Linked DNA regions of Homo sapiens: region 2 is linked to region 1. Evidence: chromatin loops called from intact Hi-C (ENCODE). Cell type or tissue: heart left ventricle. All regions are shown on one strand. Links, peaks and the distances in the headings refer to the core of each region. The heading gives the core; the rest is flanking DNA. Region 1 has its middle 81 kb from the start of ALDH1B1. Region 2 overlaps LOC107987065 (a long non-coding RNA gene).

The links. Peaks named below come from ENCODE experiments on the same cell type or tissue, not always from the same donor. Only the 100,000 strongest peaks of a DNase experiment are listed, where the experiment ranks them.
Region 2: it touches region 1 in a loop (5-fold over the local background); 6 of 110 quality-filtered maps call a loop at or near these places.

What each region holds. Positions count from the first base shown.
Region 1 is chr9:38,306,618-38,316,015 of GRCh38, forward strand. No RefSeq gene overlaps it. Among named protein-coding and RNA genes, the nearest start is that of ALDH1B1, 81 kb to the right of the region's middle. RefSeq lists an enhancer at 4,298-4,856. In heart left ventricle, for the core only: no CTCF peak of the experiment used is centred there; a DNase peak (open chromatin) is centred at 4,438; H3K4me3 peaks cover 794 bases; H3K27ac peaks cover 390 bases.
Region 2 is chr9:38,366,687-38,376,084 of GRCh38, forward strand. It overlaps LOC107987065 (a long non-coding RNA gene), which reads left to right. Exons shown (of 3, transcript XR_001746670.2): 2 at 6,226-6,291. It overlaps LOC105376040 (a long non-coding RNA gene), which reads right to left. Exons shown (of 4, transcript XR_929605.1): 2 at 8,587-8,822; 3 at 1,037-1,168. Among named protein-coding and RNA genes, the nearest start is that of ALDH1B1, 21 kb to the right of the region's middle. RefSeq lists a silencer at 4,826-5,120. In heart left ventricle, for the core only: a CTCF peak has its summit at 4,975 (motif pointing right); no DNase peak of the experiment used is centred there.

The DNA of each region.
Region 1 (9,398 bases), core at 3,228-5,727:
TGCAAAATTTACCATGATCCTTTGAGGTGTGAAAGTTAAAGTGAGGTCATTGCAGGACAGTTCTCTGGGTCGCCTTGGACCAACGCAATTCCTTCCTCTTTTTGCTTGTAATTCTCAAGCATAACTGTAGAATGTGCTGGGAATGCAATATCCTGAGATAGAGAGGAGGCCAGGAGCAGCCTGGGCCTTGTTCCTATCCCTCCTAGGGAATGTAATATCTTGAGTTAGGGAGGAACTGCCTGGGACAGTCCGGGCTCTGTTCCTCTCTCCCCTGGAAGCAGGATGTCCATCAAAGCTTTGCCCAGTGAGTCCTGTTGCCCCTGAGGTCTATAACCCAGAGTGGGCTGCCTTTCGGGGTCTCTCAGGTTTTATGCAAAGTGGGAAACGTGCAGGCAAGACCCTATCTACCCCATGCAGTTATCTTGAGCCTTGGGGTACCAGCTTACAATGAATCCTAGGTTTCTCTTGTCCCTTGCTGCCTACCTGTAAGTAATAAACTTGTTGCACGTGAGTGTGTTCTGTTTCACCGGACTCGGGTGTTGGTAACACTGCAGTCCAAGATGCAGTGGGAGGAGTGCTTGGACTCCTGTTCCTGGTGGTTGGTGCAGTGATGGTCTCTGCTGCCCTCCATGCAGTGGGAGGCCTCCCTTGGGGCTAATTGTTAGTGAACCTGCCTCCCAGTCATCTCCTTCCCAGTGTTTAGTGTTGCCAGGCTTTCCCCGCAATCTGGCAGGTGCGAATGGCCTGTTATTGTTGTTTTAAACTCCCCTGAGATTTATACAGCTATTTTCCTTGAGATCCTGGGCAGGGATTAAGTAGGAAGATGGTATTTAGGGGCTGAAGGTGGACACTGAAGGTGCCCTCACTGATCTTGACTCTAGGTTTGTCCAGGGTCAGATGGTGGAGGAGGTATGCAGGAGCCTCCTATCTGCTTTAAGTAATTCTGTGTTTCAGGAGGTGAACACCAGAAGGTATTTCAATCTTCTTCACCTGTCTTATCATTAGTGGAGTGTCCTCTCAGATTTAAGCAGAAAGTTTTCTGTCCACCTGAGTCATCTGTATGCCTGCAAGCAATGCTGTGGCTTCATGGTTCCATTAGTGAAAATTTGTAGTTGGGGTGGAGGAGGGTACTATCAATTGCCATTTAAAACTGGAAATGTCATTTAGAAATATTTGAATTTTTTAAAATGTCCAAACCACACCTATCACCTTTGTGTACCTGTTCTTTGTGTTTTAAATATGCATCTCATAGACACACTCCTGCTTACTTAAGTCCTGAGGGTTTTCAACTTTCATTTCAACCTTCACGTGATGGTTAATTGTATGTGTCAGCTTGGCTGGGCCAGATAGTTGGTTCTACATTATTCTGGGTGTTTCTGTAAGGTCAGGGGTGGGGTTTGGATGAGATGAACATTTAACTTAGTAAAATGAGTAAAGCAGATTGTCCTCCATAATGGGCTGGACTTCATCCCATCAGTTGAAGGCTAGAATCAAAGGCCTGAAACAAAGGCTGATCCAAGTAAGAGAAAAGTCTCCTGCCTAAGGGCCTTCAAAATAGGACAGGACATTGGCTTTGCAGATTTTAGACCTGCTAGTCTCCATAATTCCATGAGAAAATTTCTCACAATAACTCAGTCTGTCTTTCTCTCTCTCTCTCATTAGATAGATATATGATAGATTAGATAGATAGATAGATAGATAGATAGATAGATAGATAGATGATAGATAGATCGATAGATCGATAGATGATAGATATAGATTAGATATTTCTCCTTGTTTCTGTTTCTCTGGGGAACCCTGACAAATACAATGGGGAAAAACAGAAAAGACCCAGAAATTTGGCCAACAAGGCACTGTCACGTGGCATAGGTGTTGCAGGGCCCCTCAACCCACCCGGCTGATGTGCCTGGCACAGGTGGGCATACACCTTGGCCCCTCTCTGCTTCCATTTTCCTATCCCATTAAAGAGTGGTTGGACTGGATGGTCCCTGCAGACTCTTTTAATTCTAATGTTCCAGGTTCCTTGAGATGCTGAGTTACTGAGAAGTGAACACAGCCAAGCCTCTACACAATTTCCACCTTCTGAATTGGCATGGGGAATGTCCACTCCAGCACCCCCACCAAAAAAGAGGTTAACAGCAGATGTTGGCAAGGATGTGGGGAAATAGGCAGGAGAAGGCTTCTAAACAGAGGGAACAGCATGATCAAAGGCACAGGGGTGGGAAATTGCTCACTGGATTCAGGGAAAGGAGTGGCCTAGGGGTGGCGGGATCACTAGGTGTGTAGAGGGAGGAATTTTGAGGTACGCACAGCCCTTTGTGGTTTCCAAGGCCCTTTCACGCTCTTCTCATAACCACAGCATGAGATCAATATTTTTTAATGCTTATTTTACAGAAAAAGAAACTGAGGCTCAGAGAGCAGAAGCTACTTTTCTAGGGTCATATGGCTGGGAATCAGCAGGGCTGAGATTTGAACCCAAATCTATCTGTGCTTTTCCTGATACCACAGAGCTTTAGAGGCTGTATGACTGACCATACCTAGAAACCTATTTTGCATTTTCCTAATGACAAAGGCATGTGCTATTTGTTAGACTAGCCATACAGTTGTTCTGATTCCACTGTCAAAGTGGGGGAGAAACAAATCCATCATCACTTCATCCAAGGCATTTTTATTTTTATTCCCTCTTCTGCCAGCCCCCTGGGGAGCCTGGCAAGGGAGGCATATTTTGATTCTAACTGTGCTGTGTACATCCGTGCCCGCCTGCATGTGCACAAGGTGAAGGAGAGAGTATAACTTTATTCTCGCTTGGGGGCAACTGGTTATGTCTGGAAACATTCGAACATCCCATAAAGCTCATTTCTTTTGCAAATGAGTCAGATAACACAGAATACTTCAAAGTGGAATTCCGCTGGGCTTTCCATCTGGCTGGCCTCTGGGGGAATGCGTGGTGCACTGCCTTTGTTAATCAGGTTCTGGGAGTTTGAATTTTATGCTGAAATACAAATAACTGTGCGTTTGTGGGGAACAAAGCCAAGATATGATCTCAACTGCATTTGGACCGAAATTCCCATCTCCTGCTAAATGCTCTCTACCTTCCACATGGAGAGCAACAAACCCTTTCTTGCTCCAAGCAGCTGTGCTCTTTTATCCCCTGCATCTAGGAAGGCAGGCGTGGTTGAGGCATGGCTGCTCACCCTGTGGCTGATTGCTGTTGTCTGTGTGAGCCTCGCTTTCCTGTTTGCATGCACTCCTATAGGCCCCCACAGTCTTCAGAGTCCAGTTCCCTGGACAGTCCTGTGAACTGGATTGCTCCAGTCCACCCTCCTTCTGGTTGGAGAGGCTGGGCAGCTTAAGATGACATTTCCCAGATGCCCTGTGGTGAGAATCATGGATGGGAAGTAAGTACCATCCATTGGGTACACTCGTATGAGTTTTGCAAATCAGAAGTGCAGAAGCCCCACTTTCCTGACCCCTGCTTGCTGTTCTTCCAGCAAGCAAGGCCACAGAAACACAGTTTCCCTGCAGCAGGGTTCCCTGTCCATTTTCCAGCTTGCTGGTACCCAGAGCCTTTTGCAGCAGCAGCTGCAACAGTGGAAGTTTTAGCTTTTGTATTCAAGCAGAGCCCCAGTGGGTTCTCAGAGGCATTAGCAACCCCAGTGGTCAGTTTTGTGCAGTCCTGAGAGTTCTTCCTGGAGCCAAGTCCTTTAACCCTCCCAATGACTGGGTAAGCACCCATGCCCTGGTTAAATCCTTTCCTGCCTAAGGAGCCAGTGGGATTTGTGTTCCCTGCGTTGAATCTGCTTGATACACCCCTAGCCTGGCTTTGATAAGAAATTCAGTCTCTTCCTAAATACAGTCATCTCTCTGAATCCAAAGAATGGTTGTGTCTATACTGAACACATACAGACTTTTTTTTATACAGTCATAATTCCCTAAACAATACCGTATAACAACTATTTACATCTCATTTACATTGTATTAGGTTTTTAAAATAATCTAGAGAAGATTTAAAGTATAGGGGAGGATGTGTACAGGTTATATGCAAATACTACGCCTTTTGATATCAGGGGCTTGAGTGTCTGTGAATTTTGGGATTTGTGAGCAGGTCCTGGAACCAATCCCCCAGAGAGCCAGGGAGAGCTGTGCTGCTTAGGATTTTTGCATCTGGGGTGGAGGTGGGGAATTTACATGTCATTGTCTGCTATCTCTTGTTCCAAAATTCCATAGTAGCTTCCACTCTGCCACCTTTGGTTGCCTCTTCACTATGTGTGTTAGTCAGGCTTCTCCTGAGAAACAGAGTCAGTGTGCGTGTGTGTGTGTGTGTGTGTGTGTGTGTGTGTGTGTGTAGAGGGAGAGAGATCTATTTTAAGGAACTGACTCACTCAAGTGTGTCCCCTCCCTCCCAGCTCCAGCTTGGGTGCTGCCCCTGCCTAGCTGAGGCCTCCACGCCGTGGCTCACCACATAGAGACACAGGTTTCTCCGTGTCTCCGGATCCATGGGATTTCCTTGATCGGCTCTGCCCCTGTGGATTCCTGGTGAGTCATGGCATCCTCTTTGCCTCCATTGCTCCCAATTATACAACAGAATGGTGGGTGCAGCCAGGCTCCTACCAGGACCCTGGGGCTTTTCAGGGGACCCTGCACCTGGGACCCTCCAGAAGCTTGGATTCCAGAGACCAGCTTCAAAATGAGACTCATGCCCACCAGAAGCTTTCCTCACATGGCCAGCCTGGGCTCCCACGGCAGGTTCTGGAGCCCTCTGATACATCCCTGTCTTCCTCTTCTGCTCAATGGCACCGACAGGGCAAATATGAGAGTCCCTGGCTCCTGTGAGCAGCCTTAGCTTCTGGGAGACTCCAGCAGCCCCCTCCAGAGTGGCTCAGCCAGCAGCCTCTGCTCAGTTCCCTTCAGGACAGCTCCTGGCAGCTCCCCTCGGCTTCCATTGGCTGAGGTTTCTTCCTCCTTTGCAGTGCTGGGCAGGACTCTGGGCTGCTCACCACCCCTGGGAAAGGAGCAAGGGAGTGGCCAAGCTGTCTGTGGGATGCGGCTTCAGGAGAGGGCCCACCACGAGAGAGCCAGAGTCACAGCCGGCGGCTCCATCAGAGGGCTGGACCCCTAGAGTGGGCTGGGCAGAGGGCTGCTCTCCTGCCTGCTCGTGATGTCTCTCAGTTCTGCACTCATTCTATTCCTCGTGCATCTTTGCATTCTGGTCTCAACAGCTCTCACGGTAGCATGTTGACTTCCCTGCTGACGCTATTGGTGGGTGTACAAAGGGCAGCCTGGCCTCATACCACCCACTGCACTTTGCTCAGCACTGTCAACACGGACACTCAGAGAGTAAGAAGGACCCTGCTTCTGCCCACAGCACCTTGGGGGCTTTCTCCAGGAGTCCCCTCCCTGTCGCTTCTATCCTGAGTCAGTCTTGGGGTTACCAGGGAGCAGGAAGCACACAGCACAAGGACAGAATGAGTGAAGCAGATGAAAGCCACTTGTGTAGCACCTGGCATCATCATAGGTGCTCAGCACTGAACCAGCAGGGGCTGGGAGGCAGAGAGAGAACCACACCACACACCCAGCTCCCCGCCTCCCAGGTCACGGCTCCGTTTTCTGTTGGGCCCTGTGTGCCTCACTAATGTCAGCATTTGCCAAACGGTGAACTGCAGAAATCACGTCAAATGTACATCTGACCCTAGATACGTGGCATCCCCCTACCCATGGCAAGCATCTTCTTGGTCTATTTCTTGGCTCAAGGAGTCTCTTTATGCCTTAGCACCTCCTTAATGGCCCAAGGTTCTAGACTTCTGCAGACAGCATGGCACTGCCTCCCCTTCATCAGCTCTGTGCTACTTCCAGCCCTGGCCTGCCTTGAGGCTTGAAGAGGAAACCCTGGGAGGCCCCATGGTGGAAAACGGAGAGGAATGGGCCAGGCCGAACCCTGGGCTTCTACCTCACTTTGCTCTGCCCAGCTGTGGGAACCCAGGAAGGTCACAGCTCAAGCATCAGTGTCCCATCTGCCACCGGAGAGGTTATGGGTCTCAAATGCCAGCCTCTGAGGCATTTGGTCCCCTCACCTCCTGGACACAAATAGAAAACTCACTGAGTCCTGCTTGCATTTACACACCGAGCTGGTCTTGTGATGTCTCCCCTTAGCATGGCTTTGTTCAATGTCCCTCTGCTTGTCACAGTGCCACTTATTATGCTCTGTCTAGACTGCCTAACAAGGCCGGGTGCAGTGGCTCACACCTGTAATCTCAGCACTCTGAGAGGCTGAGGCAGGCAGATCACTGGAGGTCAGGAGTTTGAGACCAGCCTTGCCAACCTGGTGAAACCCCATCTCTATGAAAAATACAAAAAATAGCTGGGCGTGGTGGCGCATGCCTGTAATGCCAGCTACTTGGGAGGCTGAGGCAGGAGAATCACTTGAACCCGGGAGGCAGAGGCTGCAGTGAGCCGAGATTGTGCCACTGCATGAGAGAGTGACAGTGTTGCAACAGTGAGAGAGACTCTGTTGCAAAAAAAAAAAATTTTAATAAAAATAAAAAACTGCCTCACAAAACTGAATGCCCAGGACGGGGAAGGTGTTGCTGAGCAGACGCCCTGTGGAAAGGCCAAGGGTGTTACTCAGCCATGGACACAGTGAAAGTGGGTGCCACCCACAACCATTCCCAAAGCTTGGCTCTATAAATCCTGGACCCCTGAGCCATCAATTTGAACACCCATGTATTTATGCCAAAGCATCCTTCCCTTTTCCAGCTGAGCTACAATACGAATTCAAGACTCCTGGCCATCTCCATATACCCTCTGCTTCAGAGACATTATTAAGCTACTTATAATTAGGAATAATAACGCCTGCAGATGCATTTTAATACAACCCACAAAAGGAGCTGTGTGGGTTTCTTCGTTCCCCAGCACGAAAGCAAACAACTCTTCCCCTGTTGTCTAGATCCAACTGCTTCACTTTCCAACAGCTGCTCTGACAGATGAGGGACAGGCAGAAGGTCAGAGTGAGCTGACCGACTTCCAGGCACAAAGGACAAAAGGATCTGAAATGTGGAGGGACTCATTGGAGGTCCCCGGCAGCTGGCTGAATTGTCTGGCTCTACACAGTGGGGAAACCGTGAGAAAGAGGGAGATGTCTCCTTTCAAACCTGGGCACTGGAACTTTCCTGGCTCTGACATCATCTTTTTTCTTCTTCTTTTTTAGTTTTATTTTACTTTAAGTTCTGGGATACATGTGCTGAATGTGCAGGTTTGTTACATAGGTATACATGTGCCATGGTGGTTTGCTGCACCCATCAAGCCATCATCTAGGTTTTAAGCCCCATATGCATTAGGTATTTGTCCTAATGCTCTCCCTCCCCTTGCTCTCTAACCCCCAACAGACCCCGATGTGTGATGTTCCCCTCCCGGTATCCATGTGTTCTCGTTGTTCAACTCCCACTTATGAGTGAGAACATGTGGTGTTTGGTTTTCTGTTCCTGTGTTAGTTTGCTGAGGATGATGGTTTCCAGCTTCATCCATGTCCCTGCAAAGGACCTGAACTCATTCTTTTTTATGGCTGCATAGTATTCCATGGTATATATGTGCCACATTTTCTTTATCCAGGATTATAAATCATTCTACTATAAAGACACATGCATACATATGTTTATTGCAGCACTTTTTGCTTTTTTACAATCAGCCTGCCAGAGGCTGGTCCACAGATTGTGGAAGCAGAAAGTGACCTTCCTCTCATCTGGTCCAACTCCCTCATTTTGGAAACTGAGGCTTGGAATGAGGAAGAGATTTGGCTTCAAATGTCAGTAGCCAAAGACTGGGCCCAAGGTAATTGAAATATAAATAATGCAATGATCATCTGCCCTCCCAGCATTCCCTCACGACAGCACCCAACTCTAGCTTTTGATGAAGGAGCCAAGACCCAGAGAGGTGGCATCATTTACCCCAATGGCATCGTATGACCAGCACAATGAAGGAAACCAAAGGGGTATTGTGACTTTTCCTCCCTCTTTCCCCTCCTTCTTTTGTTCTCTCCCTTCCCTTTCCTTCCCTTCCCATCTCTTCCTTCCTTCTCCATTTTCCTTCCCTCCCTCCAAACTTGTCTTTCTCTCTTCCTTTCTTTCTCTTCTCCTTCCTTCTTTCCTTTCTCCCTTTATTAAAAAAAAAAAAAGGTGTTCTTTTTCCATCCCACAGATTGGATGAAAAAAAAAGTTTAATGCATTTCAAAAATATTCATGCTCAAGGATCGTTCAAGACATCTGGACCTTTTAAAAAGTTGTTACAATTTTAATAAATAGGATGTATTTTAAAATATGTGAAAAAGACATTCCATTTAGTTAAGATCAGAAACTCGTTAAATTGCCTTTAAGATCATTTCTCTATTATATTTTTAACCAAGGTAAATTTCTAAGGGTTTTCGTTATATTATTTCCATATCGTTCTCCATAATCACATACATTTGATGCTTTCTAAAGCCTTCATAAATATCACTGAAAATATTTGTCCCTTTTTGTATTCTAAGTATAGCCCACATTCAGCAGACTTGTAGCAAACACACATTTAGGCAAGAGGATGAGGAGTGAGGAAACTAGATCCTGATGTCAGACAACTGAGCTGAAACTGGATTCCGGGACTGAGTGTGTGCCAGACCTCATCCAGGTGTGCAAATATGGAGGTATGCCTGGTCGCCACTCCAAGAGGCTTGCAAACTAAAGGCTCTAGGGACACGTGAATAAAAGGAGGAAGCAAGTATCCCAGGTGCTGTGAATCTCTCGAGAAGGGTAAGGGGCTGCTGAGGCAGGTCAGTTCCACTGGCGGCAGCCGGAGTGCAGCCAGAAGGAAACGCTCAGAGGTCCATGCAGGAGTTTTGCCAGAACCTTAAAACAAGTAGGCATCGGAAAAGGGCAGTGCAGGCAGCAGGAGCCACACAGTGGAAGGCTTAGTGGTATTGAAGAGCGTCCTGTGTCTAGGAGATAGCATGTGTCTCCCGTACAGGACTGGAGCCTAAGATACAGGCACAGGGAAAGGGATGAAGCATGGGGAGACTGAAACACTGATATTACGCACCTGAGCTGACACTCGATGCCAGCACTCAGATTCCCTGGCCATTCTGTTTTTTTAGCGAATCAAAATGTCCTGATCAATGTGCACCCTATTTCCCTGTGATCTGCACCCCCAGGGGCCTCCAAGGAGCAGATGGTGAGGATGGGTCAGTACTAAACCCCCGCCTGACCTGGCAGGTCCAGTGCCAACCACCAGGCTGCCAGTCAACGAGCAGGTCCCTACTCCTCTCTGGACTTCCGTGACCCCATCGGAATAGTGTAAGGCTCTTTTCAAAACCTGTCAGCTCTGACAGTCTCAGCTCCAGGATTCAAAAGTCAATGCAGGCCAGGCGCTGTGGC
Region 2 (9,398 bases), core at 3,547-6,046, 60 kb after region 1:
TAGAGAGAAATACACCCAAATAGTAGTAGTTTTTGAGGTTTTGAGTCTATGGAGTTGCTTATTTCTTCTTTTCTATATCCTTCAATAATACTTTAGTAATATCTTGATTGATTATAAGCTTTCTTTGACTCATTTTTCTACAAATTCATTTTTTAGGTCATCAAAATTTATACTTCTAACCCCATTTTTCAGTGGACACAACTGAAAATAACGTTAGTCACTCAATAGCACATTCTCCTGCTGGTGGTCACCCTTGGAAAGGAAGCAGCTCATCATTCAGTCTCTCCTAGGTACCTGGCTTGATGATATTGCTGCAGGGCAAAGAGCTCACTCGCCATCAAGGGTGGTTTGTTTGCAGTGTAGCCACATCTCCTCTCTCCTGGGGCCTGACTCCTGCCACCACTGCCACCAATATGAGCCCAGGTCCTGGGCCTGGCCACCCCTCAGGGTCCTACCACACCCTGGACACACCCCAAGTGTAGTGTGTATGCACTTCAGGTGGCAAGGCCAACTGCTTGATCTGCACAGTGTACACTGTCCCTGCAGACCTGAGCCCACGCATGCATGCCTTACCACCTGGCATATATCCTCTGCTCACGTGCAGGCTCCATTGTACTATCAGACTTCACTACAAAGCAGGTTGAAGGGTAAAATTATTAAGAATTTTTTTTTTCTTTTGAGACCAGGTCTCACTCTGTTGCCCAGGCTGGAATGTAGTGGCATGATCTCAGCTCACTGCAACCTCCGCCTTCTGGGTTCAAGTGATTCTCCTGCTTCAGCCTCTCAAGTAGCTGGGAATACAGGCGTGCGCCATCGTGCCTGGTTAATTTTTGTGTTTTTAGTAGAGACGGGGTTTCACCACATTGGCCAGGATGGTCTCAAACTCCTGACCTCAGGTGATCCGCCGACCTTGGCCTCCCAAAGTGCTGGGATTACAGGTGTGAGCCACCATGCCTGGCCAAATTACTAGGAATTTCAAGACAGCCACAGTAGAGCATAAAAATCAAGTGCCTGTACAACTGCAGAGGTCTCATACCTGTAAAGCCAGCCTGGAGCAAGAACACGGAGGCCTGGGCAGCAGAGGCTGAATGTGGAGTAGTGTCATCCCTTAGAAGTCAGAGTGGGCACAGTGGGTGGGCAGGTCCAGTGATTGATAGTCCTAGGATGCCTACCAAACATACAAATACACACCATCTTTACCACAGTGTAATTTCTGTTGTAGAAAGTAATAAGAAATAAAAAAAAAAAACCACCATGAAGGCAGATACTATTTCTCAGTTTAATTTATAGCTAAAGTCCCAGGGCCTAGTCTAGTGCTTAGCAATTAGCAGGTAACCAATAAATATTATTAAATATAATTGCAGGGATTCCTATTCTTATCTTTTCTAGTTAGCTTGATAACTCCTATATATCCTTCAAGACCCTATTCAAAATGCCCCCTCTTCTAAAAAGTTTTTAGGAACCCTTCCAGAGTTAGTGACCCTTGTTTTCCTGCACCTTCTGCAGCTCTGATTTTAACACCAAGCCAAGGCATGGAGGTTATAAGACAACATCTTACACAAATCCCCATATTTTGGTTTAGTTTCAAAATTTTTTCTCAGTAATTTTATAACTACTAAAAATCTTAACCCCATCAACTAGGATGAAATGAGTTTTTCTATGGCATTTTCTAAGAAGTAAGGTACTTTGTTTATTAATCATTCTTTTCCTATTTTTGCCAAATGACTTTATTAATTTTGGTATCCAAAAGTTTTTCTGTTTCTTTTTTTAAAAAATTAAACATTTTATTTTGGAATAATTTCAGATTTACAAGAAATTTACATATATAGTACCGAGAATTTCCATGTACCCCTTATCCAGTTTCCTCCATTGTTAACATTGTACATTATCATGCTATACACATCAAAACAAAGACATTTGATATTGGTACATTACTAATAAGTAAAGTCTAGACTTTACTTAGATTTCACCAGTCTTCCCATTAATGTCCTCTTTTTGCACTGGTATCCCATCCAGCATATATTGTATTTAGTTGTCATGAGTCTCCATGGTCCCCTCTGGTCTGGGATAGTTTCTCAGTCTTTCCTTGTTTTCCATGACTTTGACAGTTCTAAGGAGGACTGACTGGGGATCTTGTAGAATGTCCCCAATCTGGGTTTGTTTAACGTTCTTCTCATGCTTAGACAGGTTAAGGTTTATGGAAAACACTCAACAGAGATGAAGTGCCCTCTGGCTACATCATACCAATGGATACATGATAGCCACATGACATCACTGGGGAGGCTCACCTGGATCACTTGGGTAAAGTGGAGTCTGCCAGGTTTCTCCATGGTGAAGCTGCTATTTCCTTTTCTACATTCTATTCTTTGGAAGCAAATCTCTGCTTCCTTTTTGATCTAGAATCCTATCTCATGTGTCCCAGAACCTATCGCCATATTATCATTGTTCTTTTTAAAAAAATCAATAAATTATGATCACTTTAAAATATATTTAACATCAAACTTTAAAAAGAAATTTGCCTGTCAGACCCAATGATCTGATAATTACTATAAACACACTATTTACTATAAAATTACATGCTAATTACTATAAACATGTAATCATCAGATTACAAAATAATCCCAATTTAGGAACAGGTAGGATGAAAGTGTTAATGACACCAATTAGTGCTGCTTGTCCCATCCCCAAACCTGGCTGCATCTGGCCCCTTGTGACAAATGACATAGGCATTCCCAGGCCCCTGTTCTGTACTAGACCTTGTCCTGAGCTCTGTGACCTGGACTCTGGAGTTGACCTGCTTCAACCCCTTTCTTGTATAAGAGGGGAAATTAAAGACAAGAGAGGGAAAGGGCTTGCCTGAGGTCACACAGCCTGTGAGTAGCAGAATCAGGACTCAATCCTGAGTCTCTCATTTCCCCAGCATTCCAAGTAATGCCGGTGATAACCTGGGATCCTCCATGAAATCCCTATTCAGCCAAGAAGGATTCTCTGCTTTTCTGCATGGCTTTTAATTCCAGTTCCAGTATCTGAGTCCCTTCTGCACAATCAAGCTGGGGTCTTGCAGGGAAGGTCCAGGGGAGAATAACTACTCCTCAGCACAGCCCTCAAGGAGCTTCTGGTGAGTAGAGTGACAATTCGATCAAGGGCTTAGTACAGGGTCCAGCACGGAATAGATATAAGTCATTGTTGGATGACTGGATTGGCCGGAACAAAGTCACTCTCCCTTCCACCTGGTTAATGCCCATTACACACCTTAATGATAGTATATGCCCACCCCTGAGAGCACTGACCACTTTACACCAGCTTGTGCTTCCTTTGAGTAATGGCCCTTTCCCAGCCAACACACCCAGATCCTGGAGAGCAGGGGCCATGTCAGTCTTGCCCAGCAGCTGGATCCCAGCATTTATCACAGAGCCTGGGAGATGGCAGGCACCTAGTAGATATTTGATGGCTGAATGAGTGAATGAATGAATGCCATTCCAGGCAGAGAGAGGGCCAGGCTGTCACATACATGCAGTCAGGCCTCCCACTGCCCAGATGCAGCTCCCCACATTTCTCACCAGCTGCCAGGCCATCCCATCAGACTCAGGTTTTCAAATAGAAGCGAGGAGTTGAGTGTATGAAGCTAAACAAAGCAGTGGGCTGAGCCAAACTTGCCTCGAGGCAAGCTGCTTCCTGCTGCCACCCCGGCTGGCACCCCATAGTCTGGAGCCAGGCCTGTCCCACAGCCAACCCTCAGCTTCCAAAATCTGCACCCAGCCAGAGAATGTAGGGTGAGGGGCTTCTGGGAGGGAGGTCACCTGCCACACTCCCATCCTGGATGGCAGGGTCAGACCACCCTACTCATGGCCCATACACCCAGATCCGGAGGTAGAGGTGGGAGGAAGCCTACATCCTGTGGTGGGATACAAGGAAAGAAGGAAGGAGACTCCACACCTCCTTGCACCCATCAGGAGCACAGCTCGGTGCTGGGCACTGCATGTGTGTTATCTTGTTCAAAAGTCATTACAAGTCACAGAGGCAGGGGTTGTTATTCTCTTTTACAGATGTGGAAACTGAGACTCAGAGAGGGCAAGAACTTGCCAAGGCCACAATTCTGGTCAGTGACAGAACTGATTTGAGCTCAGCTCTGTCTGATTCCAGAGCCTGAGGTTTGGTCTCAAGCTGTGGAGGTTTCTGTTCCCACACTCACCTGTCTTCCTCATTAGTTCCCATCTCTTCTTCAGTCCACATAAGATGCCACCAGGATACTGCCCTGGTGTTTTTGTTTGTGTGTGTTTGTTTTTTATTTTAAGGCTAAGATAAGGAAGGAGGGGAGTGGTAGGGAGGTCAGCCATTCACTCCCTGGTGTGAATCATTCTAATCCATTGCTTTCCTTCTGGCCTCCAGCTGAGTCTCACCTGCCTGGAGCAGGTAGAAATGTTGGGGAAAGTGTGGCTGCCTGGGAGTCAAGGTCGCTTTGAAGGATCCACTGAGTCAGTGTACAGATGAGGAAACTGAGCTCAAGAGCAGGAAGGGAAATGCCCAGAAGCCAGTGAGGAAAACAGGCAGAGTGCGATCTGGATTCAGCAACAGGAAATGTGATTTCCCCACCTATTTGGGAGGCTGAGGCAGGAGGACTGCTTGAGCCCAGGAGTTTGAGGCCAGCCTGGGCAACGTAGAAAGACCTTCCCCACTCCCTCGCAAAAAACAAAAACAAAAAAAAAGAATATGATTCCGAACACCACAGCAAGTGCATCTCTCTGAAGTCCCCTGCTGACAGTGAAGGTAAAGGCAAAGGTGAAGGTGGTGGGGCCAGAGCGTGGAAGGGAAGCTAGAGGTTTTCCGAAAAGGTCATTCTGTAAGAACCCAGGGGCTATCCTAGATGCAATTGCCTGTTCTAATAAAGGAGATCTCAATACCCACTTCAGTCTCCAGCACCCATGCAATTATCTGAGGACTGGTTTATGCAGAGGTGAACAACCTAATCTCACAGCAGGTGGCAGCCTAGTGTCTTGCAAAGTCACATGCCCTACCTGTGTTCTCACTCTGCTCCACTACTTACTGGGCTTGTGGACTTCTCTGAGCCTCAATATTCTCTTCTGTAAAGTGGTTGCCTACTTTGTAGCAAAGACGAGAGTTCATGACTATAAAGCATGTGTACACCTAGTATATGGTTGGCTCTCATTAAGGAGAACAGCCTTTTGTCAGGGCTGGAAATGGGCTTCTTTCTTGGTGCTTAGTCTCATTACTGCCTGACTTAAAACTTCTATCCAACTGGTCTGCGCAGCCCAGCAGAAATCCCTCAAAGGTGGTGCGTGGAGCCTAGACCTGGGACCCAGGAGACCTGGATCAGTTCCTGCCTCTTCCACAGACATGCTATGTGACCACAGACTGGTGCCTTCATCACTCTGCGTCTCAAAACTCCTGTCTGGCCTTGAGGTTAATGGTTTCCAAACACTTTATGTTATTTATTCTTCATACCTACCTTAGGAGATAAGTACTGTTGATATCCCCATTTCACAGATATAAGAACTGAGGCACAGAGAGGTTAAGTTAACCTTGGCATGCCCAAGGTTATACATCTAGTTAGAGAGGCAGGGTCAGGATTCAGTTCCAGCTCTGTCTGACACCAGAACCTCAGAAGAGTCTCCACCCAGGAGGACCTCAGTGCAGAAACAGAGAGGCAGGGTGGGCACGGTGAGACCCAGATAGGGTTGCCAGCCTGACAGATTTGAGGAGAAAGAAAAGGACTGGGAAATTGGGAGGGGATGGGAGAATCCCTTTCTCATCAAGGCAGCTGCAAAGGGAGGAACTGGTGGGGACTAGAGGCAGTGGGGGGCACAGGGAGTGGCAGGGAGGCAGTGCCAGGGGAAAAGGGGGGTCCTTTTGAGAATGTCTGGGACCTCACAGGTACAGAAAGAAGCCTGAGCTAGAGTTAGGGGCTTCAGCCTCTAGCTATGCCTGAAGGGTGCTGTGACCTGGGCAGATTCCTTTCTGTTCCTGGGTCTCAGTTTCCTCCTTCGTACCATGGAGGGTGAGTCCAGGAACTCTTCCAGGCCCTCCTTTGGGTCTCCAGCCTATAACTGAGGGCCCAGCCCAGAGCAGATGCCTGAAAATTGCTTACAGAATAGTGGCGTGAGCAGCTGAATGGAGGGGGGTCAGTGGTGGGGCAAGGGCTGGCTTAATGGAGTCACGCCCTTGGATGTGATGCTGATTAGTATCCTGATTATTGTCTACTTACAGCCCTGCTTCTCTTCACTGGCTGATGTGCAGACATTTATTAGTAAATCTTCACGGCGGTCTAGGGAGGTAAGTAGGGAGGGGGAAGCCTGTTTTACAAGCTTTGGGGGCGAGTATTGGGTGGGAGTGGAGGAATCAAAAAGACTTGAACCATTTGCTGGAGCCAATTTTGAGCTCTCCAGCAAAAAGAGATGCTGGAAACGCTCTTGTCTAATTCTCAGCTGCTCTGCCATTTGAATTCTCTCCACTCGAGAGATTGAAAACAGGCAGCTACAGATAAAATCTGTATTTTATTTGGCCTGCAAAGGGTGTTTAAAAATTTGTGGTTAATATTTAAATACAGGGAAATTTGGAGCATCCAACTCATCCACAGATATCAGGGTATAAATGGATACATCCCCTTTGAAAAGCTGATTGACATTTTCTACTATAAGCAGAACACATGCGTGCCTGGTGACCCAGCAATTCCACTCCTAGGTATGCACCCAACAGAAATGCGTACACACAGCCATCAAAAGACGTTCAAAAATGTTTATGGCAGCATGATTTGTAACAGACTGAAACTGGAAACATCCTAAATGGCCAGCAACAGGAGTGGATGAATTAATTGTGGTATAGTCACACTAAGGATTCTGTACAGTAACAAGGATGAAAATTAGCCAGGCATGGCTAATTTTATTAACTGTATAGTTAGTTATTAATTAGTAGTTATTAGTGATTATGAACTATAGTTGTTGACTATATAGTTATAGTTATTAACTATAGTTGCAGATGATGTCAATGACTTGTGGACAGATAGCATCTACAGTGTGGAATGCTGAACAAAGGAATCATTCCTATATTATTCACTGTATAGTTAATAATAGCCATGCTGTACATTAGGTCTCCAGAACTTTTTCATCTGCAAGTTTGTACCTTTCGGCCAACATTGCCCCATTTCCCCTACCCCTCACCGCTGGTATAACCACCCTTCTAGTTTCTGTTTCTGTGAGTTCACCTTTTTAAGATTCCACATATGAGTGAGATCATGCAGTATTGATCTGTCTTTCTGTGTGATGGCTAGATGGATAAAGCAACTTTGGTACAACAGTGCCCCCTTATCCACGTTTTCACTTTTTACAGTTTCAGTTACCCTGCAGTCAACCATAGTATGAAAGTATTAAATAGAAAATTCCAAAAATAAACAATTCATAAGTTTTAAACTGCGTGATGAAATCTTGTACTGTCCTGCTCTGTCCCACCTGGGATGTGAATCATCCCTTTGTTCAGCATTCCACATTGGAGATGCTACCTGCCCAGTTGTCATCAACATCGTCTGCTCTTGACATCCAACCACTAACATACTTATGGCTCAGTGATGCAGAATCCACCAAAGCAGATGAAGTGGGCTTGTATATTAAACACGCAATGGGCTGCTCTTTACATTCACAAATAAGAATCATCTCCCTGACTTATTTCACTTAGCATAATGTGCCCCAGGTCCACACGTGCTGTCACAAACGGCAGGAGTGCCCTCTTTTTAAAGGCTGAATAATATTCTGTTGTTTATATCTATAGTAGTCCCCCTTATCCTCCCCATTGTTCTTTTTCAAAAAAATTCGATAAATTATGATAGCTTTAAAATATATTTAACATCAAGCTTTAAAAAGAAATTTGCCTGTCAGAGCCAATGATCTGAGAATTACTATAAACACGTTATTTACTATAAAATTACATGCTAATTACTATAAACATGTAATCATCAGATTACAAAATAATCCCGATTTAGGAACAGGTAGGATGAAAGTGTTAATACATTCCAAGACCCCTAGTGGATGCCTGAAACCTCAATAGTACCGAACTCAACATAGCTTATGGTTTTCCCTATATGTAAATACCTAAAATAAAGTTTAATTTATAAATTAGGCACAGTAAAAGATTAACAACAATAGCTAGTAATAAAATAGAACAATTTTAACAATATACAGTAATCAAAGTTATGTGAATGTGGCCTCTCTTCTCTCTCTCTCAAAATATATTCCTGGCCTTTGAACACATTTCCGTTTACAACCTCCATCCTACAGTGTCCTTGCCAATGGTTTATCTGGCTTCTGTTTGCACATGCTGGTGACAGGGGGCTCATTCTCTCCCCAAGTGGTGCCTTCCATCATGGGACCATTTTGCTAGTTAGAAAGTGCTTTCTGAAGCTGACTTGAAATGTAACAGACTCACAGACTCTCACAAAGAGATGGGAACTTGGAGGTTTCCCAGCCCAGAAGTCCTTATCCTTTTCACCCTCAGAGACCTTTTCCTTACCCACCCCCTTGGGCTTGTTGCTGGAATATATTTTGTCTGCCTCTTAAGTTGCATTTATTACTCACTCACCTGAGAGAATGTATTTCCAAGTGACAGCATCCTCTGGAATATTTCAACTACAAAAGGCCTTTGACTGAGCGCTGTTCATCGAGTCCAGCCCCGGCTTTGCAAATAAACAGCTGACACCAAGAGAGGAGAAGCAACACGGCTGAGGCCACAGGGTGACAAAGCCTTAACAGGTATCAGCTCTCTGGCTGGCCATTCACATCCTCATTGGTCTCTGGATTGTTCTGGTCCAGCTTAACCTTAGCATACAGCAAAGAAGAGATGGGAAAGAGACAAAGGAGGGGTCCACTTTCTTGCAGAGAAATGGAGAGACAGGAAGGGGGTCCAAGGCAGTCAAGCGCCCCTCAGAGCAAGGAGGACAAGTGCTCTGGGCATAGGGTGGGGGGTCTGGGGGACATATCTGGGTGGGAGCCGAGTGGGCGTGCAAATAAACAGCAGAGCCCATCACTCCCTCGAAGTCCCTGCAGATCCTGCCCACAGCTGCTGACCCCTCACACGCTCTAAGCTCCAGCCACCGCCTTCTGCCCAGTCCCCCGCCCCTACCGTGCACTTCCTACCCCAGGCCTTTGCTCCCACTGCTCCCAGGCTGGGGCTGATTCTCTCTCCTCCATCCTCCATCCTCAACCAATACGGATGGGGGCCTGTGTATGTCCTTGAGTGTGCTGGTCACCTTCCGTGGCTCTCATTCTTTTAGTCCTTATCATGACTCTGAGAGTTGAGTATTGTTATCCCTAATTTACAGACCAGGAAATTGAGCCTCAGAAAAATTAGGTTTTTAAATGTTAGGATCACAAAAGATTAAGTGGAGAAGTGAG